2 separate regions of the Homo sapiens genome follow, and region 2 is linked to region 1. The links are chromatin loops, found by intact Hi-C in ENCODE. Cell type or tissue: Calu3. All regions are shown on one strand. Each heading gives the region's core, and the rest is flanking DNA. Links, peaks and the distances in the headings are about the cores only. Region 1 has its middle 14 kb from the start of LINC01742. Region 2 has its middle 66 kb from the start of CIMIP1.

Region 1 (11,924 bases), core at 2,589-10,588:
GACTCAGTCAGACTAGAAGAGATGTCAGGACGCCCTGCCTGTGGAGAGAAGCTACCCACTGTGAGTCTCCTCTCTGCTGAGAGTTGGACACTCGTTCAGGAGACCCTGCCTGTGGAGAGGAGCTATCCACTGTCGGTCTCCTCTGTCTGAGCTGTTCTGCTGCTCAATAAATCACCTCTTTGTCCTGCTCACCCTCTACTTGTCGTCATACCTCATTCTTCCTGGATACAGGACAAGGACTTGGGACCTGGTGAATGGTGGCGCTGAGACATGCCCTTTGCTCACCATGTTGTGGGTGATGAGAAGGAGAGAAGAGACAAGGAGAGGAGAGCTGCAGCCCTTTGGGGAGCCCAGTCCTAGGAGCTCCCCGGGCCAGGGCTGTGACACCCTCTTTGGGGCTGTGTGGTTCCTGGCACCTCCAAGCTTCTGGGTGCCACCATGTTCCCCAGAGCCAGCGTGGCAGCTGCTTGCAATATGCCTGGTCTAGCCGCAGCCTCACAATAAGCTGGTGCCTGTGCCAGAACCTTAGCTGCCTGTCTTGCAGCAGCTGGCGTGCCTAGCTGTGTGCAGTGGTTGGACCCCACGCTCACTCACTCACACACCTGTCGCCACTCTGCCCCTGGCTCGCCTTTTGCAGGCTTGGGATCCAGACTGGTGGTGCAAACCGAGCACAGCCTGCCAGGGTGGGTGGGTGGAATGAGCCCAGCAGGCCCGAGCAAAACTCAGGCAAAGGCACCATTGGTCACAGAGGTTTCCGGCTGGAAAAGTGACACCCCAAGGAGAAGGATCCTGTGACAGTAGAGAAGTCCTAAAATTAAAAATAAACAAACCAATAACTAGACAAATATATTACACAAGTTCCAGATCGGTTTACGATTTGGAAATGGAAGTCTTTAAATGGCCAAAGAAAAGGTAGGCTCATCTGGAAACAGCAGGTCCTGGTTCTCACTACACTAAATGTTATTTTTCTGGAGCATTTTATGGGACCTCCACACCAAATGGTCTTAAAACTAAAGGCCATCAGCTTCTTTAGTTGGTTTTACATTAGTGGGTTGGATAAAAGAATATTTCTCCAAATTCCTTGAGGATATCTTGCCCATCTGTTTTAAATCAACAGATAACATGCATAACAAACATGAAAGTGTGGGCTTTTGAGGAAGAACTTTTCTTTGTTGACCTGTGCATTGGTCAGAGTTCTCCAGAAAAAAACAGAACCAGGATTGACTGCAAGCTGGAGAAGCAGGAATGCCAGTGGTGTGGTTCCAGCTCCAACTCGAAGGCCTGAGAACAGGGGCTCCAATGGTGTAAATCCCAGTCTGAGTCCAAAGGCTAAATAAAGCATCGGGATTCTAACGTCTGAGTGCGGGAGATGGTGGACGTCCCAGCTCAAGGGAGACAGTGAATTTTCCCCTCTTCTACCTTTTGCTTTACTCCAGCCCTGGATGGATTGGATGCTGCCTGCTTGCTTGGGAAAGAGCAAATCTTTTCTCAGTCTACAGATTCAGATGCTCCTCTCTGATGCTCTGCTCGTCTCCCTCCCAGACACACCCAGAAATCATGTCTTACCAGCTGTCTGGGTCTCCCTTAGCCTAGTCGAGTTGACACATAAAATTAACCAGTGTACATCTTCTGAGAATAATCTGAGAATAATCTGAATGTTGTCAATTCAAATAATATTTAAGAAAACTCACACCATGGCAAATCTGAAATGCCCTGAAATCCTAGCTCAGCAAGGAAAGAAACTCAATAGAGGTTTCCCCAAATTTAACAGCAATCGTAAAAATTACATTATATTGCTAGTAAAGAGTTGAGAATTTGAAAGAAACTCCTATAAACTATCAAAACTAAAAAGCAAATTTCCATCAACTACGTTAGAGGATACTCTGAATTATCTTTAAATTCTTCTATGGGAAAGGATATTACAAAATTGCCAAATGAAGAGACAACGTGATACAACCAAAAGAAAAGTAGGAAAAAAGCATTACAGAGCTGTAATTAAGAAAAATTGTTCTTTTTCCCCACTACATTTTGTGATATTGCTAACTTGTAAATATTGCAAAACATGTAGTGATTTCCTCTCTTGGTCTAAATAAATATTTCAAATTGTAAAAAAAAGTAGCCATTACAGTCTGAAACTCCTCTAATCTCACCATCAAATTCATGAGTTTTCCCTCCACCATGGGAAGCATCAATTTTCTATGATTCTTAAGAAAGTCCCACTGACAGTGATGAACATGTTTTCCAGAATATTCCAGCCAAAGCCACGTGGAGGGCTTGCTGGCATTCCTAATGTGACCTCAGGGGAACTGGACAGCCCCACCCCTGAAGCTGCCTCAAAGGAAGTCACAGGGTGGGGATTGGTCCCGGCCCCTGCCTATCATTCTGCCTTGTGGGTGGGACAAAGGGCAGATGCCTCCCCACTGGAGGAAGTCACTGACCCGCGGCGGGGCGCCACTCCGGGACCTCTCCAAAAGGGAGGTCCAGAACAACTTGGACTTTAAAAAGAAGGTTGAAACCATGTGCATAATTTCTGAGTGGTGTTTAATATTGCTCTGGGCAGGTAATTGTGATGATCAGCTTGATATGTGAATCCTTCGAGGCCACAGTCATGTTATTCAATGAGTCCCTCAGCTGAGCATTGCAGGGAGAGATGTTAGAGTTGTGGTTTAAGCCCATAATCACTGACTTCAAGTAAAGGAGGTTGTCCTGGATGACCTGGGTGGGCCTGATCAGTGGAAAGGCCTTGGAGCCGGCAAAGGCCCCTGAAGAAGAACAAATTCCTCCTGTGACAGTGGCCTGGGCCCATGCCTGTGAGTCACAGCCGTTCCTGATAGCCTGTCTCATGGACTCGGGACTTGCCTGGCCAGACCCCATGGTCACCAAAGCCAACTCCTTGCATAAATCCCTTAATATCTGCCTCCTACTGACTCTTTCTCTGGTCAAACCCTGACTGATACAGTAATAAGGGGGCAATTTAAAAAATCTTTTCATCTGAAGTTTTCATCTCATCACAGCCCAGGCCTTTCCCCTGCAAGCTCTCACCTCATCACCCCACAGTCTGCCTGTGCTGGCTGCTTGGCCTGGACATCTGCCACTGCGGGCTGGGTCTTCCCCTAGCCAGCCCTCTCATCACTCCAGCTGCAGAATCACATTCCACCTGCTTGGAGGAGGCCCCCACGATGGGCGGCTAAAGCAGCCCCTTCCCCGTGGTCACTCGGGCCGCACCTGTGTGCTTCCTGCGTGGGGTTTGCTTTGCCTTGCTTGCTATTTTTTTTGTCAATGCATCTGCTTCCTGATTACTGGCTGTTGCCCACTCCTGCAGCATCTACATCCCCTGGGGCTTGTCTGTTCTGCTTCTGCTTTACCCCAGTTGCACATCCTGGAGTTTTGCTCAATACATGTTGTAGCATCCATGGATGACCTGAAGGCTGGACAGCCAGGGACTGGGGGGTCACCGCCTTTCCTGTCTCATTCCAGTTCCTGCTTTTGTCCTGGATGACCTGGGTCTCAGGGAAAGAACTTCACTAAGACATGACCTGTCTTCCAGCTCCAGAGGCTGCAGCTGGGATTTGGGATTCTGAGACTTCTTGAAGGGGACACATGGCTGGCTGGCTCCAGTGCCCGGGCTTGAGAGCTCCAGGATGGCCCTGCCCTGGCCGCTGAGCACCTGGTCTTCCTCCTGCTCCCACGGTTCCCATGGAAAGTTTCTGGTCTGCAGTGTGATGCCAGTGGCTCTGGAGCTGCAAAATGTACACAGCCCCAGGTTCTGAGGGGGACATTCTGCTTCATATTGAAACAATGGGCTGGACGTGGCAGGAGGGTGTCCAGCCCAGCTTGGGAGATATTCAGTGCACTTGGACCTGGTTCTTGGCTATGGCTCAGGCTGGGCACACACTGAGTTCAGAGTCTGCAGAGAATTCAGGGCCAGGAGCCAATCCCTAGTTTAGGCCAGGCTAAGGTCAGGGATGTTTCTGTTCCTTTACCCTGGAAGGGTCCTGAGAATTCCTTCCATCCTCACACCATGCCAACACCACACCTCCGCTAATAATAAACAGGACATGTGTGCGTGCACGTGACTCCATCTGGCCCCTCAGAGCCTGGTTAGGGCAGTGCCATTCCCTTGGTATAGAAGTGGAAACTGAGGCTCAGAGGGGTGGAAGGCTATGCCTTGGTGTGGGCAGAAGGGATGGGAACCCAGGTGTCCTGATTCTGTGGAGATGGGAAGAAGGTTTTGTGAGTTGCAGGAGCACAGAGCACTCTCCGCTCCAAGGAGGGAGGGTGGTGATCCCCTCACTTCATACCTGGCGAGGGTTTTGTGGGAACATGCAGACAGCTCTGTCCGCGCCCGGCCTTTGGAGGGCTCAAGGGACTCATGCCTGAGGGCAAAAGGGGCCTGGGTTGAAGAACTGCGGCTGCTTCTGAAAAGCTGAAACTCCTCCAAGAGACGGTCAATGCTGCATGCATCCTGGGCAACTGAGCCCCTTAAAGAGAGGGGCTCCTCTCCGGGACAATGGCCCACAGGGGTGCGGCCAGGTAGGAGAGGCCCTGCTCATCCCCACAGAGCCGTCAGTCCATCGGAGGAGGCTCTGCTGCGTCCCAGGCAGTTCAGAGCTGTCACACACGGGACTGGGGGGGAGCAGCTGTCCACCTCGTCTCCCTCCCGACCCTGCCTGGCTCCTGAGCCCGAGTGAGGAGGCTGTGTCGGAGTGATGGACGAAAGCCTGTGGGCAAAGAGAGGAGGTCCAGGCCACTTCCCTGCAAGCAGTCAGCTTACCGCAGGCACCCGTCGTGCAGCAAATTGTGCTGAATCAAGGAGCAAGTTTTGATTCTTACTCAGGACAGGACTTTTTCCACTGCTAGACTGAGGCCGTCTGTGACTCACACTGACCACAGGACTGTCTACTGCTAGAAAGCGACCAGCAAAGTCATGGTCATCGCCTGAGCTCCCATCTGGTCAGGGACAAGGCTCCTTCCCAGTGGACAAGTTTAAAGGGCCAGTGGATGACAAAAATCAGATTGGCTTCCTGAACACATGGGCTGACTCTCATCTGTCCAGTATGTTCCCAGCTCCACTGGCTGGGGGCTTGCCACAGGTGGGGCCACGTGTGACTTTCCTGCCTTCATTGATCCGGAGCCTCGCCCCATCCATGGGGCATCACAGGCCTTCAAAAAGATGTATTGAAGAGATGAAGAAATGTGATGGTCCCACAGGTCCTTAGTCATGGACTATCTTGAAGCGAGGGAGGCCCTCACTGTGGATCATGGAGCAGGGAGAAGAGCTGGACGTGAGGGTAGGAGAGGGGATGGTACCTCCTGCTGCTCTGGGTGCAGCCCCGTTCCTGGAATGCTTTGGCAGTGGAGGACGAGATGCTTTCAGCCTTGGAGAGTGGTATGGGCGTGTACAGGGGGCCCATCCCAAAGGGGGTCCCAGGTGCCTGTTGGAAGGCACCCCTTTCTCTGTTCCACTCCCCTTGCTGTCTCTGAAGTTGCTGCATGATAATTTCTCTCCACCGTTTCCTCCCTTCTGTTTTCCCCTCTCCCTTCCATATTTGCTGAGCACCTAGTATGTACCAGGCCTTGCTCTAGGCGCTGGGAAGTAGCCTGAGTGAATGTCTCTCCAGTGCCTCCTCTGGGCAGGTGCTACTCCACGTGTTAGGGTCCGAAAGTGAACCAGGCAGCCCCGGCTAGGAGTCGGCCATCAGAGCTGGTGCCGGGGTGGACCCAGAGATCCACCCAGGCGGAAGGAGAGGCTTGAGGAAGGACAGACCATGGTGCGTCCCAGGGCCAGAAATTAGGCAGGTGTGAGCAGAACACGGTGAGCAAAAACGTGAGCGGGAAGATCTGTGGTCAAATCACGGAGGGCTCTGTGAGAGGCGTTTTGACTGTCTTCTGCTTGTGAGAAGCCACTGAAGGTTTTGATCAAGGAGTGATAACAGCAAGCAGGATCATTCTCACACAGGGGTCTGTCCCAGAGCGGGCTTTCCACAGGAAGCCACCGAGCCACCCCTTTCATCAGCCTTGTCTGGGGCACCTCCTGGGGGGAGGATGCTGTCATTATTTCCCTTTGGGGGTGGCCTCTGGAGGGGACCACCCGGCATGACCTCCCATTGACCCATCTCTGCCCAAGTCCGTGGCTGTTGGGTTCTCTGAATGGCCAAGAGATGAATTCATCGACCACCTCCTGCAGGGCCACTGTCTGAGCGTGTCTGCTGCTTAATCAAGGGACAAGGACGCTGTGTTCCGGGCTGGGCTCGCCAACATCCTTGATGAGTAACTGGGACAATCAAGAAACAGGGAAGTGGTGACAATGCCACTATTGTGCTTTCATTCCAGAGCCCAGAGCACCAGGTCTGCATGGCAGGCTGGGCTGGCAGCCGCAGCTGCTGGCAAAATCCCCTTCAGCCTCATCAGTCACCCTGGTGGGGGGCCCAGGGGAAGGTCCAGCTGCCCCCAGGGGCTGCCACCTCCGCAGACCCACCAGGGGCTCACAAAGCAAACATCTCTTCTTGTCTAGACAACAAAGGCGGCTTTCTGCAACAGACCCAGGCACATACGCACATTGGAGGGCATTCGGATTCATTTGTTCATTCATTCATTTATTCCTTACTCACTCAGTATTCATCCAGTCCCTTTGAGCATTTCACCCAGAAGATGAAAATGAGCAGCCGGTGCTTAACAGGCAATCATGTTTTCCACGTCAGGCTGAGTTTTCAGATTCCATGATCATGTTTCATCCTCACAACAGCCTCGGGCGCTGGGTTCCGTTAACCTCGGCTGCCCGGGGCCGGGTGGCTGAGTCCAAACGCCTCCTGACCTCTCTGGATAGTGTGGTCTTGGGCCGACTCCTTCACCTCTGTGATACGATACAGTGGGAGATTTTAGATACCTCTTTCCATTTTAATTTTCAAAGATCTAGAGACAAAACTATGAAAGTATACCTAGAGAAGCTCTATATAATTTAATTAATAAATTTGATCCTATAGATGGGTGAAGATGAGACCACCCAGATGGGTGATACTACCTAGATTTTCATCAACAGTAAAAGGACAAATACATTATGGGTTTTTTCATCCACCAGAACACAATGCAACTACTCAGGAAAGTTGACACACATAGCCACATCCAGCAATGTAGGGGAATCTTGCCTGCGTAGGGTAGATCGAGAGCACCAGACACAAAAGCATTTGTATTTTAGGGTTCTGTTTACATAAAGTTCAAAAACAGGCAAAACTAATCTATGCTGTTAGAATTCATGATAATGGTTATCCTTGGATGGGGTATAGAGAATTTCTAGAAGGGACACCAATGGGGTTTCTGAGGAGATGGTGATATTTTATTCCTATATCTATGCACCGGTTATAAGGGCATGTTTATTACATACAAATTCATTGGGCTGACATTTATGATTTGAGGAAAGTTTTGTAACTATGTTAATCTTGGTAAGAAGTATGCTAAAAATCTAAGATTTATAAATAAAACACAACAAACCAAACTAAAAAATTATGTCCTAAACAACTATTGGGCCAAAAAGAAAAACCATAAAAGACCTGGAAAATACTATTCTTCCAAGAATTTGTCCTATGTAATTAATCATGGGCATGTGCAGACATTCATCAGAGAATTTTTATTGCAGAATGATTCAGAATATTCAGAATAAGAAATTGAGTATTACCGAAGTGTTTAACAAAGGAGATTGGGTGTATATCATAACACAACCAGACAATAGAATATTGTACAATTATTAAAATTATATCGTACAGAAAAATACGTGATGATGTAGAAAGGTTTGTATTGTATTATTAAATGGTTATGATCATTTTTATAAAAAAATTCTTGTGTCCTTGTTTATTGGACAAGGAAAAATAACTGAATAGAAACACACCAAAACATCAGCCGCCATTATCTCTGATAATGGAATTACAGGTTATGAGATGATTTTGTATTCTTTTTTACATTTTCCAAATGCTCATCTGTGAATATGTATTATTATTGTATTCTCCAAAAAGTTTGTTTAAAACAAGATAACTCTATTTTTGCTCTAGCAGTTAGCACGTGCCCAGTACAGAATAAATTTCTAGTTGACATTTCTTGAATGAATGAGCGGTTGGTCTCTAGGGTAAAACCTAGAATGCTGAGAAGGAAGACAGGAGTGACTGAGATATTTACCACGTCTGACTGGATGAGGGACATTTTCATGGAGGATGTGGGGCGGCAGAGTAGCGGCCTAATAAATGTTTGTAAAAGGAGGGAAGGATGGGCAGGAAGGTAGAGATGGTGAAAAATCACTTTCCAGGTTTAGGCACCAGATTGAACAGAGCAGAGCAGAGAGGATTTTACAAATGTGATTTCTGAGACGAAGAGACCCTACACCACCCTTTCCATCTTTTGAGCCTCCTGGTATATTAAAACCATAAAGAAATACCAATGCACGGTTGCAAAATTGCAGCATACTTCATATGGTCACATTTAATAAATAATAACTTATATACAAACTGAGATAATGCCAGCTTGAAGAGGCTTATGAGAGTCGATTATTAAATATTTAGGAAACTTTTGTGTTAGTTCTTAAACCATCAATGGCCTGCAATCAGCCATAGTGGCAGTATTTACACCATGGTAATTGGCAAACAACACAAACGAAGGGGGATCTCCCCTTTCTTGATTGTGGAGAGCTGGTTCACCAGCACACCCCTGGATATAATTTGCACTGTCCACAAGATAATTGCAGCACTCAAAAAAAAAAATGAATTCTTAGCAAATACTGGTGTGGGATGGAGTTTAGAGATGTTCATACTATACACATGTTCTTCTTCCAGTCCTGCCAGGGTGGCTCTGTGACTGTGTGCAAAGCTTCAAGTGGAGAAGCTTTCCAGTGTACTCTGGGACTTTTTGGGCATGGAGGCTTGGGCCAAGTGTCTATTTTGCACATCATACCTCCCACTTACCATGGCCTCTGCAGGTGGGAGACCCCCCTCCACCAGCCCCTGTTATCCAAAGCCTCCTGGCATTTCTTCCTACACGAAGCCCGTCTGCCAGTCAATTCCTGTGATTAATCTGTCCTAGCTGAGATTTTTTTAGGGTGGGGTTGGGGGTAGGGGAAGACCATGGCTTTCCATGCACCACAGCCATTGACCCGAGCCCCTCAACTTCTCTGGTTCATGAAATCATTCAGGGCAAATGGTGCCTCTCTGTGCTGTGGGTGAATGCACCCAATTAGTCACTTGGGAAAGGTAAACCACAGGAGACGTCATCAATCATTCTTCAAACAGTAACCTCCTTTTAAGTTGCATCAAAAGAGGTTATGTTAGCTGTGCAATTGTCTACAGATGAGGAAGGAACTTTCAGAGCGAGAGGAGCTCCTCTCCTCCCTCTCCTCTGCTTCCTCCCTCCCCTCTCTTCTTTCTCCTGTCTCTTTCTTTCCCCTTTAGCAAACTGCATGTGTCCCCTGCTCTGTGTGGGGCTGGACCTGCAGGGGTGAGCAGTCTCTTCTCAGCCTTATGTGCTACACTAACATTTATTGTCACAAGGGCCAGTTATCTCACCGCGAGGGCCCTGTCTGCTTTGCAGTCACGATGAACGGCAGGGTCTTCCCTTGGCCTAGAACATTCTTCTTCCATCCCCATGCCCTGACCTCAGCTCTCACCTGGGCAGCTGTCACTCTTCCTTCAGAGAAAGGGTCCCTGAAAGACACCCCTCTCCAACAGTCATTTCTATACCTCATAAGTTCAGCAATAATATTCCAAAAATATTCATTGAGCACTTCTTCTGTGCCAGGGCCACATGAGACATAAGAAATGATTTTTGTGGGCTGGCACAGTGGCTCATGCCTGTAATCCCAGCACTCTGGGAGGCCGAGGTGGGTGGATCACTTGAAGCCAGGAGTTCAAGACCAGCCTGGCCAGCATGGGGAAACCCAGTCTCTACTTAAAAAAAAAAAATAGCCAGGTGTGGTGGCACGTGCCTATAGTCCCAGCTACTTGGGAGGCTGAGGCATGAGAATCGCTTGAACCTAGGAGGCGGAGGTTGCAGTGAGCCGAGAGTGTGCCACTGCACTCCAGCCTAGGCAACAGAGTGAGACTGTCTCAAAAAAAAAAAAAAAAAAAAAAAAAGAAATCATTTCGTTTTCCTGCAGTTCTTGCCCCTAAGGAGACTTTCATTACTTCCAGCACCTCTAAGAGCCTCTCTTGTCATATTCAGAGCTTCTTGCTTACAGAGTAGGGGTGCGGTTTTTATTGAGTGCCTACTATATTCTTTTCCTATTATTCACTGAATACTTATTCACTGGCAGCCATTGCTGACAATCTCTGTTTCTGCTGAAAAGTTGTGGATTTTCCCCAACAGGGGGTCTGAGACTTCTCTCTTCCCTCCACCTTCCTCCTTCAGCTCAGCTCCATCTTCCCACAGAGTTGCATTTTTCAACTCGATTAAAAGATGCCATTTTCACCTTTGATCAAGGCTAAAAAATACAATCGAGATGTCTGGTGGCAGCAATCAATATTGTAATAAAATTACACCTAATTTACTCAGTACTTCAGGTACAACAGGGGTCATTTATCTGAGTGGGGCTTTTTAAAGTTTCAAAATAAGGAAGACGTATTTTGCTCATGAAATTTTTATGCTCTGCCTTCACTAACTCAGCCATTAATTGCCAAGAACTCCAAGCTCTGACCCACTTAGGAAATCGATGCAAGAGAATGTGAGTTTCTCAGACGTTCCCAAATTGTCTAGTCATGAGACCAGAGCACGGGTGGCAGGCAAGGTGGCCGCAAATGCCTGATAGTTTATCTGGACTACATTGGGATGAAAATTACTCTGATTTCCATAGTAACCCCTATTGTTGTTTAAAAAGGGGAAAAGAATGCTTACGGGGAGAACTGGAACAGGAAGACGAGTGGTTTCCCAGCTAAGCAAACACCAGTCCCAGAATGGAAAAGATCCAACCTTCATGCCACAAAAAGCTGCTGCTGAGACACGTGGCCCAAATCCATTTTCTGCCAGCGTTATTTATGATCCCGGTGGGTCAGCTGGGGGCTTTCATTTGCCATCACATAATTAATACAACCGCAGCAGGTTGCCTGCTCCGAATGGCAGAACGTGGAGAGTGGGAGGCCCATCTTGAAGGACCCAGCTCCAGAAAGTTCCTGCTCAATGGGCGTCCTGGGAAGGAAATGGCCATTTTCCTCCTGGAGACAGACAGGTTGTCCACCCCGCAGTCTTCCAAGCAGTGCCACCCACTTAGCGGCTCTTGTTTTCTTCTCTGTCATCATCCACCCACCTCTACCCCCAGCAAGTGCTGTTAATTTGACTGCATGACAGTGAGCTTGGGGTGGCTAAATACGTGGTCCTTTGATCCTCTGGCCTAGGTTGCAATCTGTGCCTTGCTGCCTCTAGCTGTGTGGTCTTGGGAGATGTTAACGAACCTCTCTGTTCCTTTGGTTCTTCGTCTATAAAATGGTGATGGTGATGGTCACTGACACCTGGGTTTAATACAGAATTAAATATGAAAATCTGAATAAGGCCATTACAGCAAGGTGCTGGGCAGGGGGTGGGGATGTAAAATTTCAGCTTCACTATTATTGAGGCATATCTCCATCTCCACTCTCCTCCCTTCCCCGTCACTGCCTGGATTCCAGCTGCCATCCTGCTCCAGGGGTCCTGGCTTCGCAGGCGGCTCCCGCTTCCTCCCCTGCCCCACAACCAATTCTGCCTATTTCAGCCAGAGCTTTTAAACATCGTTTTAGCTTCCAAGACTGCATAAAAAATGTCCACAAACTGCGTGGCTTAAAACAACAGACATTTGTCCTCTCACAGTTCTGGAGGCCAGAGTCTGAGATGAAGGTGTGGGCAGGGCCAAGCCCCCTTCCGAGCCTCTTGGGACAGACCCTTTCTGGCCTCTTGTGGCTGCTGGCCTGTTCTGGCGGCTG
Region 2 (11,924 bases), core at 1,310-9,309, 68 kb before region 1:
AGCTGCCTTGCCCCTTCTACCGTGCGTGCACACAGAGAGAAGATGGCCCTTCATGAAGAATCAGGCTCTCAATAGACACTGAACCTGCCGACACCTTGACCTTGGACTTCCAGCCTCCAGAACCGTGAGAAATGTTTCTGTTTTTAAACCACTCAGCCCATGGTTTTGTTGTAGCAGTTTGAATGGACTGAGACAGGAGGGGCAGGAGGGAAGGGAACAAGATCACGTGGGCTCCTGGGTCCTGGGAAGAGGGAGCACAGAGAGGCCCCAGGATTTCCTGTGCCGTGAGAGCCACTGGAGGGCTTCAGGAGGTGACAGGTTTGGATCCGAGTTAGACAAAGTCATGCTGGCTGCAGTGGGGACATCAGTGGGAGGAGAGCAGACAGCCAGAGCTGCCTCTTTAACCGGGTGAGCAAGGCTGGTGAATTGGGCTGGGGTATAAGCCATGGAGCTCCAGAGAAGGGGAAGATTTCGATGGATGTTTTGGGGTAATGTGGGCGGAGTTGACACTGAACTGGATGTATAATAGTGGGGAGGTTAAGGGGGTTCAAGGGTGGTTCAGCCCACTCTTGGGTGGCAGGTACTGGTGCCCATTATGGTGATGGGGCTGGGGAGGGTCAGGTTTGGGACTGGGTTGGGGGCCAAGAATTCTGTATCTCTAGCCAAGGATGGCCCAGTGCAGCAAGGACAGAGACCAGGGCTGATTTGCGAAGGGAGTTGAGGGCATGATACGGAGCACACTGGAGTGCAGTCTGGGAGTTTGGGTGTGATGACACCAGAAGGACACATGGGATTCGGCTGCCCCTCTGGGTATGCTAACCCTACCCCTCTGAAGCATGATAGCAATACAATTCTGCAGCATGGCTCCCTCCAGCTCTAGGAATTTTGCAGCTCCTGTGGCTGGCCAACCACCATGAATTTTTAAAAGTAATAAACTGCCCAGGCATAGTAGCTTACGCCTGTAATCCCAGCACTTTGGGGGGCCAAGGCGGGTGGATAACTTGAGCCCAGGAGTTTGAGACCAGCCTATGCAACATGGTGAAATACTGTCTTTACAAAAAATACAAAAAAATAGCTGGGTGTGGTGCCACACACCTGTAGTCCGAGCTACTTGGGTGGCTGAGAGGTGGGAGGATTGCTTGAGCCCAGGGGGCTGAGGCTACACTGAGCCATGATCATATCACTGCACTCCAGCCTGAGAAACAGAGAGACACCCTGTCTCAAAGATAAATAAATAAGTAAATAAACAAGAACCCTGAACAGAGGGGTGGTAAGTCCTTCAGTGAAGGTAGACAGGAATTCGGGAATCCACCGTTTCCCAGAATTATTTTCTGTGGTCACTGCTATGCTGAGTGTTCTTTCTCTTCTCTTCTCTTTCTCTTTTCTTTTCTCCTTCCCTCCTTCCCTTCCTTCCTTCCTTCCTTCCTTCCTTCCTTCCTTCCTTCCTTCCTTCCTTCCTTCCTTCCTTTCTTTCTTTCTTTCTTTCTTTCCTTCTTTCTTTCTTTCCTTCTTTCCTTTCTTTTTTTCTTGAGATGGAGTCTCACTCTGTTGCCCAGGCTGGAGTGCAGTGGCACCATCTCGGCTCACTGCAACCTCTACCTCCCGGGTTCAAGTGATTCTTCTGCCTCATCCTCCCAAGTAGCTGGGATTACAGGCACTCGCCACCGTGCCTGGCTTATTTTTTTCTATTTTTAGTAGAGGGGAGTTCTGCCATATTGCCTAGTCTGGCCTCCAACTCCTGGCCTCAAGTGATCCACCTGCCTCAGCCTCCCAAAGTGCTGGGATTACAGATGTGAGCCACCGCGCTCGGCCTATGCTGTGTTTCCAATCATGAATCTTGGTGTGGGGGCAGGGATGAGAGCACCATATTTAATTTCCCTGATATCTTCTTTCAGGTTGGTCCAATGCAGGACCTGGGAAGGTAGAAAACGTCTAGGCTGATAGGTTCCCTCTTGATAAGAAGTTTCCTGTTCTTAATGGTCCATCCACTCTCTGAGCAAATAGAGAAGAATGACCTTCTCCTCTGGCTTGGAATTGGTCCTGAGAGGGAAGGGCCATTCTGAGAAAGGTCCCTGAGATGAGACCTGATACTTGAGACCATACGAAGCAAATCCCTGAAGATGTGTTCAGCTGCAGGCTGAGAACCTGAGATGAGACCTGATGCTTAAGGGCCACGCAAAGCAAATCCCTGAAGATGCATTCCACTGCAGGCCCTGGAGAATCCGCCTGCCCTGACTGCCTCACACAGCGAGGCCGTGGATAGGTGGGCTATTGGTTCTGGGCTCGGTTGCCCAGCACATCCTCAGGGATCCGGCCTTTCCTATCTTTTGTTTCACCCTTCTGAGCATATTGGCTTTCCTTCCTCATGCTTGTTGCCTCAGGGTCACATGAGGATGGCCATACCTCCAGGCATCACATCTGAGTTCAAGGTGGAAGAAAGGGGAAGAGCTGTGCTAGGCCCATCACTCCTTTAACAGAAAAAAGCTTTCCCAGAAAAGCTACCATCAGACTTTTATTAGAACTGAGTTACATGGCCACTCCCAGCTGCCAGGGAGGCTGGGAAAGAGGGAAGCAGGATCTCGGATCAGCTTAGACAGATCATGGCCCATGTGGGCCTTTACTACCCGAATCCAGCTTGGAACTTGTTCTCCAAGAAGAAGGAATCTGGATATTGGGCAGGACACTGATAATGTCTCCTCATGCATGGCACTGTCCTTAGTGCTGACCTACCAACCCTCCAGAGAGGACGGGGGTTTGCAGGTGTTACCCTGCCCTTGTAGAACACAACCCGTCTGCACATAAACGCTAGTGGGCCAGTTAGAAAGGATCCAGACCAGCTCCTTCCATGCAGCACCGCGGGTGCACATGAGTCAAATAGGAGCTACACTTAGTCAGTGCTCCCTGGGCATTAAAGTAAGATTTCATTTTCTACTCTGAAGGACCTTATGAGGTGGGCATTATTATTATTTTCATTATGCAAATCAGGATATTCTGGTTTTTCAGAATAACTTCCCCAAGGTCAAATAAATTGTAACAGGCAGAACAAGGATTAGAGTTTGCCCCCCGAGTCTGGGCTCTGAACTGCTCAGTACTGACCTCTCTTCCCAGGGAGATCTGACTGAGATCCAGCCTCCCATCAGAGAGGAGAATGGAGAGCACCATGATTTAGGGCAGTCAAGACATCCCTTGCTTTCTGTAGTCAACGGCAGGTTTCACAACTCACGATAATGAGCTTGCTTGCTTCTGGGGTTACTGGTTTAGTACCTGTATCCCCCACTAACATGTAATCTCACGGATACAGGAACTGTAGCTGCCCCCACACTATTGTATCTCCCAGAAAACAAAGAGCACTTTGAAATATGAGTGGCAAATTTGAAGTCACAATCACAGATGCTACAGATACAGACACTGGTTGGTTTGCAATTGAGCTGCATCAGACATGGGCAACTCTAAGTACGGCGGGGAACTCCAGGTGAACAGTAGTAGGGATTTTTAAAGAATGTAATGATGTCTAATGATTCATTGGCCCAACATTGGGCTGGCTAGCTGGGAAGGAAATCAGAGTAATTAGCTTTAGAGCTGGTTGCCTGCTGGTTGGAATTCCATGCTCTGGCCACAAGGGGACAGCACTTGAGAGACGATGTTCCCGGGCATCCATTGTTCCTTTCTCCAGGGGCTTTGCAGTCAGACTCTTTTATTTGGTTGGTGTTTCTTCTTCCATCCAAGAACAACCACACACTACAATTCATGGAATTAAATTTCACATCAGTTAAAGGCCAGATAAAGAGAGCTGGGGTTCGGCTAGAAGTAGTCCAGGAAGGCTCCCTGGAGGAGGTAGATCTTGGTCTGGATGGGCCAGGGCCATTGGTATTACACCTCAGCAATTCAATTCACCTGCATTGCTTGAGTGCCTACTGTATGCCAGGTACTGCCCCTGGTGCAGTGGGCAAGACAGAGGCATTAGATGGGGCCCCTCATGGAGGACACGGTTTAGTTGGTGAGCGGATGATGCTCACACAGCTGTAATGTAAGTCAGAAGTTGATGAAGGCAACAAAGAAAAGGTAACAAGGTCAGATTTATTCTCACCGACGGGACCTGAAGCAGTATCGCTGAGGAGGAGGCATTCGAGTTGGACTCTGAGGAAGGGGTAGCATCGGTCAGGATGGTTTCACGGGCCTCACCCCGTGTTTTCCCCACCTGAGCTGGGAGGTAATGCCAAGAAAGCATTTACAATGCCAGGTGTATGTGTGATCCAGACACGGAGGGTAAGAAGGCAAACTTTACTATTGGGCAGATGTGAGTTCAAGTCTCACCCTGGTCATTTCTAAGCTATGCCATCTTGAAATGATGTAACCTTTTTAAGTTTAAGTTTTCTCATCTACCAAATGGTTATAGTGCTTGTACTGACCTTGTAGCTTGTTCTATAAGTTACATAAACAAATAAAAAATTATTAATATCTTGAGATTGAAATTCCACATGGCTTATAACCTGGGAAGAGAGAAGAAAAGGCATTCAGTTATTCAACATATGCTTATAAAACACCTACTATGTGCTAGGCATTATGCCGGGCCCTGGGGCTATAACAGGCTCTGAAAAAAATAGATATTCTCACCCTCATGGAGCTAGTGTGGAGAGAAAGCAAACAAAATAAGGCAATTGAATAAAAAATAGAGAAATCATGTCTTTTGTAGAAACGTGGATGGAACTGGAGGCCATTATTCAATGTGAGATGACTTGGAAGCAGAAAGTCAAAAACCACATGTTCTCAGTTATAAGTGGGAGCTAAGCGATGTGTGCACACAGACATATGGAGCAGAATAATGGACACTGGAGACTGGGGAGTGTGGACGAGTGGGGAATGGATGAGGGATGAAAAATTACCTGTGGGGTGCCTATTTGGGTGTGGTACATGAAAAGCCCAGATGTCACCACTGTGCATTATTATATCCATGTAACAATCGCACTTGTAGCCCCTAAATCTAGAAAAATAAAAAAAATTTTAAAGAACAACAAGAAAAAATAAGGTAACCTACAGCAGGCCAGTTGGCCATAAGTTTTTTTGAGAAAGTAAATCAGGGAAGAGGGTAGGAATTGACAATCTGGAGAGGAGGGGGCCATTTTTAAACGATTTTCTTGGGAAGCTTCCAGAGGGCTTGCCTTAGGGGACAGTACGAAAGAAATAAATCTTCAAAACTTTTTGATAGCAACAGAGAACCATAGATTTAGATACGTTTGGTAAAGTTTTAAAGGCCAGCGGCGATCAAACTGCCAATGTCCAGGAGGAAAATGGGAGAAAATGAAAACTAACTTCAATGCAATTTTAAAAAAGGAAAAAAATAATAAAAAAAAGATGGTAAACATATATTATCAAACAGGTGGAGATATAGTCTCTCAGATTTGACTTAAAAAGCAAAAGCCAACTCTAAACCGTTCACAAGACACAGCCCAAATAACCTGACCCAGAAAGGTTCATAATAAAGAAAGGAGCTCTGGTAAGTGGGACAACATGAGGGGAGCCGAAAGCAGGGATGAAATGTGACAATGAGATTAAGCAAAACTGAAGGCCACAGGCAGGAAATGGTAAGCCGAGGAATACTTTCTACTGACAAAATCTATAATCCACCAAGCAGACATAGCGGGCCCAAATCTTAATCGGCCAAATGTTTCACTGGGCGCAAAGACTATAATGCACCATCTCGACAAAGCCCCAATCATAGCAATAGACTTTGACTTTCCCCTCTCATAATTGGATAGGTCACGTGGACAAATAAGCAGATAAGGAATGTGGGCAACACAATGAACAAGCTTGATTTATGAAATGTCAATACAACTCTGTTCCAAAGAAACAGCCCCATTCTTCTCCTGGGCGCACGGAACATTTTTGATATTAGTCGTGTTCTTGGCTCACAAGTAGATTATTTACTGCCACAAACAGAAACTCTGACTCAGGCAGTTTAAGTCATGGGGAAATGTAGAAACCCATGTCCAGGAGGTCAAGGGAGGGTGGGCACCAGGGTGGGCACCAGCAGGGGCCCTCGGCCTCTCTCTTAAGGCTGGCTGTGGTGAGGTGGAGCAACTGAGACAGGGCCTCCCTTGTTTTCTTCCACTGGAAGAAAAAAAGGAATTTCTTCAACCATGCAATAAAAGTCCTTCTCTTTAGTCAGATTGGGTTACTGATATCAAACGCCCACCCTTGAATCAAGAAGAGTTGCCCAAGACAATGCACAGATTGGTTTCACCTGGAAGCCATGGGCAAGACAGATCGAATCGTCATGATTGACCAAGACCACTCAAGTCCCACCCGGGGAGCTGGGGCAGGCTCCGCTTCCCCACGGGCTGTGTGGAGGGAGGGGATCTGGAGTAGTGTCAGGGGTGGGAGGGGAAGGAGGAAGGGGAGAAGGATGCTGAATAGGAACCAACAGAGTCCATTACTCTGGCCAAGAGGAGAATGTTAACAAATTCTGGAAAGGATGTAACTTACGGGCCAAATTTTCTGCCAATAATGCTTTATGATATTTGTAAGAAAACTAGATTCTTAAAATGGAAGCACATCTTCTGTACTGTAAAGTGCACAGTGTTAAGTATACACCTGAGTGAATTTTTACACATGTACAGCCACCCAGAACACCTCCTGAAGCTTCCCATGCACTGCTTCGCAGCTAATGCCTCCTTCCAAGAGGCAACCGCTGTACTATTCCGACTGCAGTCACTATAGATTAGCTTTGTCTGCTCTTGAATCTTTCACAGATGGAATTATATGGCCTGTAGTCTATTGTGTCAGCTTCCTTTACTCAATATAGTGTTGGCGACATTCACATATGCTGTTGTGTATATCAGTCCCATTGTTTATTGCTGCATAGTGCTCCTTTGTATGAATTCACCACTGTCCTTTCTCTAACAAATTGATAATTTCACTGGGAAATTTTAAAGCATACTCTTCTAAATAATTTTTAAATCAAGGAGAAAATAGAAACTTAAATTTTATATCAATATTATTTATCAAATATTGATATATTACAGCAACATCTTGGATGTAGCCAAAGCCATATTCAGAGGAAAATCTATATCCCAAAATTCTTTTATTGTTAAGAATGAGGGGCTATGAATGACTAATAATTAAACTAAAGAGTATAGAAAACACTATAAATAAAGCAGAAAACAGAAAGTTGTATTATTAGAGAGTAAAGCAGAAATTTATTAGGAAAAATAGTAAAGTTGATAAGTAAAATAAAGAGTTGATTATTTCAGAAGCCGAGCAGGGTGGTGAGTGCACATAGTCCCACCTACTTGAGAGACTGAAGCAGAAGGATTGTTTGTGCCCAGAACTTCAAGGCCAGCCTAAACAACATAGTGAGACTGTCTCTAAGCAAACAAACACAAAATAGTTGCTTATTTCAAAAGACAAATAAAATAGACAACCACCTCATACGTTTGTACAATAAAAAGAATAAAACAAATATTTGCATCATAAAAAATGAGAAAAGATTTACCATCACAAGTATGCATAATATTTTTAAAATGACAAGAAAATATTTAAAAATCTAGGGAGATCATAGATGACTTTCTCTAATGTTATAAATATGGAAAATTGACTCTGAACACTCAACTGTGATAAACTGGCTTGCAAACAACCACATTGGGCAAGGGAGGGGCAGATGGGCCCTGGGCAGGTATCACTACTTGGAAATACGGGCCCAAGCTGGTCAGACCTGACTTTTTAAAGGGGGGCCAATAATTGAACGTTTTGTGTAATTTCTGAGTTTTTCTATGCCAACAATGAGTACCTTTTTTTACACTTAACATGGATGAAATCAAATTTGCTGATAGATTTGGTCATCATTTTGTAAGCTTTATTAAAATGGACTTGGATGCATGGAAATGAAGAATCAAAGGAAAGAAGAGCATCTTTTTGCAAGCTTCAGTTTCTCTGAAAAGAAAGTCTAATTCTGCATGGTTCAATAGGAATATAATGTGAGCCACCATATAATTCTGCATTTTCTAATATCCATGACAAAAAAATTAGAAACAGGTGAAATTAACTTTTAAAATTTATCTATATCCAAAATATTGTCATATCAATATATAATAATTTAAAGATTATTGATAACATAGTTTATATTTTCTGTCTGTCTTTGAAATCCGGTGTATGTTACAGTTATAGCACATTTCAATTTAGCCACTATATTTTCATCAGAAATAGTTGATCAATATTTAGATTTTGTAAAGTTGAAATCGACAATTGAAAACGTGGATTCCTATATTTATGTTGTTCCAAACATATTTAAAGTTTGGAATTGTGCATAAAAAAACCATTTTCCTTTAACATTCCCATGCACATTGCCAAAACTGGTTCATCTTGTTGTTTAGAAGAAGTGATTTGACTTTGAAGCCAAAGCATATCGGTTTCCAAACTATCCAAGTTAAGTAAATTAACTAACTCTTGTGATAACTCAGTATTATTAACCTTGAATGCAAAGGGGACATCACATAAATTTGAAAAAAAAAACCTCAAAATTTATCAATATTAACCAAATGTTCTTCAAATTTTTCTGATAGCTTTTGCAGCCAATTTACATAATGCTGCCAATTACAATGAAAATCTACATATTGATTTGTGTTGGAAAAATGTGAAAATCATTATTATTGATTTGCATTATGAAAGGTTCAAATTTTGGCATAAATTCGTCTACCCATCTGACTAGGTCACTGATAAACTCTTTCATTCTTTGGGGCTTCAAATTTAGCTCTTTCATATGTGTGTGATAATAGTGAGAAAACGTTAAACCAAACTGGCGGGGGTTTTTGTCTTTGATTGCATATTTGGCAAGTATGTCCTTTGTTTCAAAGAAATCTTGAATTCAAGTCAACACCACAGTAAATCTTTGTAAAACTCTTTCATAACTCAGCCAATGAGCAAAGAAAGAACACAACATCATTAAATTCGTTGTCTTCTATTTTCAGCCATAAAGTCATGATGATTCATAGCCCTTGCACATAAAAATACTAAATGATTTTAACCACTATATCCATGGCACTTCCTAGAGTCTGTTTCAGAAGACTGGACACAAATGTTTTTAATATGTACCATACTGTGGAATGAAGCATTAAGGGAAATAGCAGTCTCTTCTTTCAATATTCCAGCAAATCTGGATTTTTGATCTAAGATAGCTGATCTGTCATGATAGAAACTAATTTTCTCATTTCTAGCTGAAATTCTTCTTTGACAGATGTAGAAGATACAAAATTATCTATGCCATGAGTTCAATGTTTTAAGCCGTGAATGGACAACATTCCCTCTTAAATTTGAAAATCCTTTGAGATGAAATTTACTCAAAGTGTTAATTGGGCAGTGCAACTATCTGAGGCTAAAATATTTTAAGTTTTTCAAATAATCAATTTATTTTTGATATTTTCAAAAAGATTTTGAGTCGATGGTCATTTGTTGGTTTAAGTGAAGATCTTATACTCTTCAAGAAAAAATTTTTTAGTCTGTTCTTTATACTGTAACAAAATTCTTATACTGAAATAATTTTTTTCAAAAGTCTCCATTTAAAAATGTTTTTCCTCTTGCCGGGCGCGGTGGCTCATGCCTGTAATCCCAGCACTTTGGGAGGCCGAGGCGGGCGGATCACGAGGTCAGGAAATCGAGACCATCCTGGCTAACACGGTGAAACCCTGTCTATACTAAAAAATACAAACAAATTAGCCAGGCGTGGTGGCGGGCACCTGTAGTCCCAGCTACTCGGGAGGCTGAGGCAGGAGAATGGCGTGAACCTGGAGGGGTGGAGCCTGCAGTGAGCTGAGAGCGCGCCACTGCACTCCAGCCTGGGTGACAGCAAGACTCTGTCTCAAAAAAAAAAAAAAAAAAAAAAAAAAAATTAGCCAGGCGTGCTGGTGGGCACCTGTAGTCCCAGCTACTCGGGAAGCTGAGGCAGGAGAATGGCATGAACCTGGGAGACGGAGTTAGCAGTGAGCCGAGATCGCACCACTGCACTCCAGGCTGGGCAACAGAGCAAGACTCTGTCTCAAAAAAAAAAAAAAAAAAAAAAAAAGTTTTTCCTCTTCTGAGCAAGCATTCTAACTATTTCCTAGCTGGCCAAAGTTACGAAGTGAAAATTCATTACAATTTTTTTATTGGCCATTTCCTTCTGATTTTAGTTGACTTGTTTTGTTGATTCTTTCTGACTATTGAAAGAAAACGTATTTTCAAATTCATTATGTATTTGATAAGAATGTCTGTGACTAGTGTTCATTTTATTATCTTTAATCCAACAGATAAAAAGCTATTTGTTTTCTTCCTGCAGAAACAAACTATAATTGCCACTCACCATGAAATTTGTGGTATCTCTGGTTTTCTTTATAGTTCTGCATCTCCATTTGATTCTGTATCAGTACCATTCCTGTATTTTAAATCTCAAATTTTGTCCATATTTATTTTTTGAAACTAGAAAAACAGTTTATATCAAAGTCAAAATAATAAGAATTTCAATTTAATTACACAGATATCGCTGTAACTTGTAAGTCTGCATAATATATTTAAATAAACATATTACAATGTTACATTTGTCCACAGAAAAATAATCATCCCACTGGAACCAATCCATTGACACCAACTAGGTGGGTGATGTGTTTATGTGAGATGCTAGAAATGGTACACTTGCCCAACACTTGCACAAGAACTCACAGTAATGCCCAATTTGATGCAAAGGTTACAGTGAACTGCAATGTGGTAGCGAGAAGAATGGCCTCCAACCATGACCTAATCCTGGGAACTTGTGAATATGTGACTTTATACCGCAGAAGGGAGAATTTGGGTTGCAAATTCAATTAAGGTTGCTAAGTGACCGATCTTGAAGTGAGGAGATTACCCTGCATTGATCCAGGTGGCCCAGTATAATCATAATGGTCCTTAAAAGTGGAGAATCTTTTGTGGCTGTGGTCAGATGGAGCTGTGGCTATGGTAGATATTCCGAGAGATTCAACATTTCTGGCTTTGCAGGAGGAGAAAGGGGCCATGAGCCAAGGAAAGCGGATGGTCTCTAGAAGCTGGAAAAGGCAAAGGGATTCTGTTCTGGAGCTTCCAGAGAGGAGTGCAGCCCTGCTGACACCTTCATTTTAGCCTGCAGGCCGCATTTTGAGCTTCTCACCTCCAGACCTGTAACATAAAAAGTGTGGGTTGCTTTATTTTGTTTTATTTTATTTTTGAGATAGGGTCTCACTCTGTCCCCCAGTTTGGAATGCACAGCTCACTGCAGCCTTGACCTCTCAGGCTCAAGCCATCCTCCCCACCTTAGCCTCCCAAGTAGCTGAGACTATAGGCACGTGTCACCATGCCTTACTAATTTTCTTAATTTTAATAGAGATGGGGTTTCACCATGTTGCTCAGTTGGGTCTTGAACTCCTGGACTCAAGTGATCCGCCCACCACAGCCTCCCGAAGTGCTGGGATTACAGGCCTGAGCCACTGTACCGAGCCTGTTGTTTTAAGTGACAAGGTTTCTGGTAATTCATCACAGTAGCAATTGGAAATGAATACAGTAAGTAGTTCTACAAAACAATAAAGTTGTCTTCATGGACAAATATGTTACTGTTCAGTTTTAAAGTTTAAGTTTATTAAACTTAAAAAATTCAATTCCTTGGCTACACTGGGTGCTGAAGAACCACATAATCCTAATGGCTACTGAATTGAACGGCTCAAGCCTAGCTGCTTTTCTGCAGCTAGTGGGAGGGCGGGTTGTGGGGGGACTCTGTCTGGGGGCATCTGACCCGTGTTTTAACTGCACGAGCTTTGAGAATGTGATTTGACTTTCAAGTTCTGCTTTAGAATTGCTTTTGGAGCCCCTTTATTTGGAAATGGTGCTCCACCAGTTGGCGAAGGGAGAAGGGAGTCTTAGAAGAAACTTTTGTCTTTGTTTTCTGGGAC

The links. Peaks named below come from ENCODE experiments on the same cell type or tissue, not always from the same donor. Only the 100,000 strongest peaks of a DNase experiment are listed, where the experiment ranks them.
Region 2: it touches region 1 in a loop (7-fold over the local background); 2 of 110 quality-filtered maps call a loop at or near these places.

Annotation. Positions count from the first base shown.
Region 1 is chr20:58,012,142-58,024,065 of GRCh38, reverse strand. No RefSeq gene overlaps it. Among named protein-coding and RNA genes, the nearest start is that of LINC01742, 14 kb to the right of the region's middle. RefSeq lists a silencer at 2,323-2,492. In Calu3, for the core only: no CTCF peak of the experiment used is centred there; DNase peaks (open chromatin) are centred at 6,145, 6,245, 6,745, 9,315 and 2 weaker places.
Region 2 is chr20:58,079,140-58,091,063 of GRCh38, reverse strand. No RefSeq gene overlaps it. Among named protein-coding and RNA genes, the nearest start is that of CIMIP1, 66 kb to the left of the region's middle. In Calu3, for the core only: a CTCF peak has its summit at 3,609 (motif pointing right); DNase peaks (open chromatin) are centred at 3,613 and 5,903.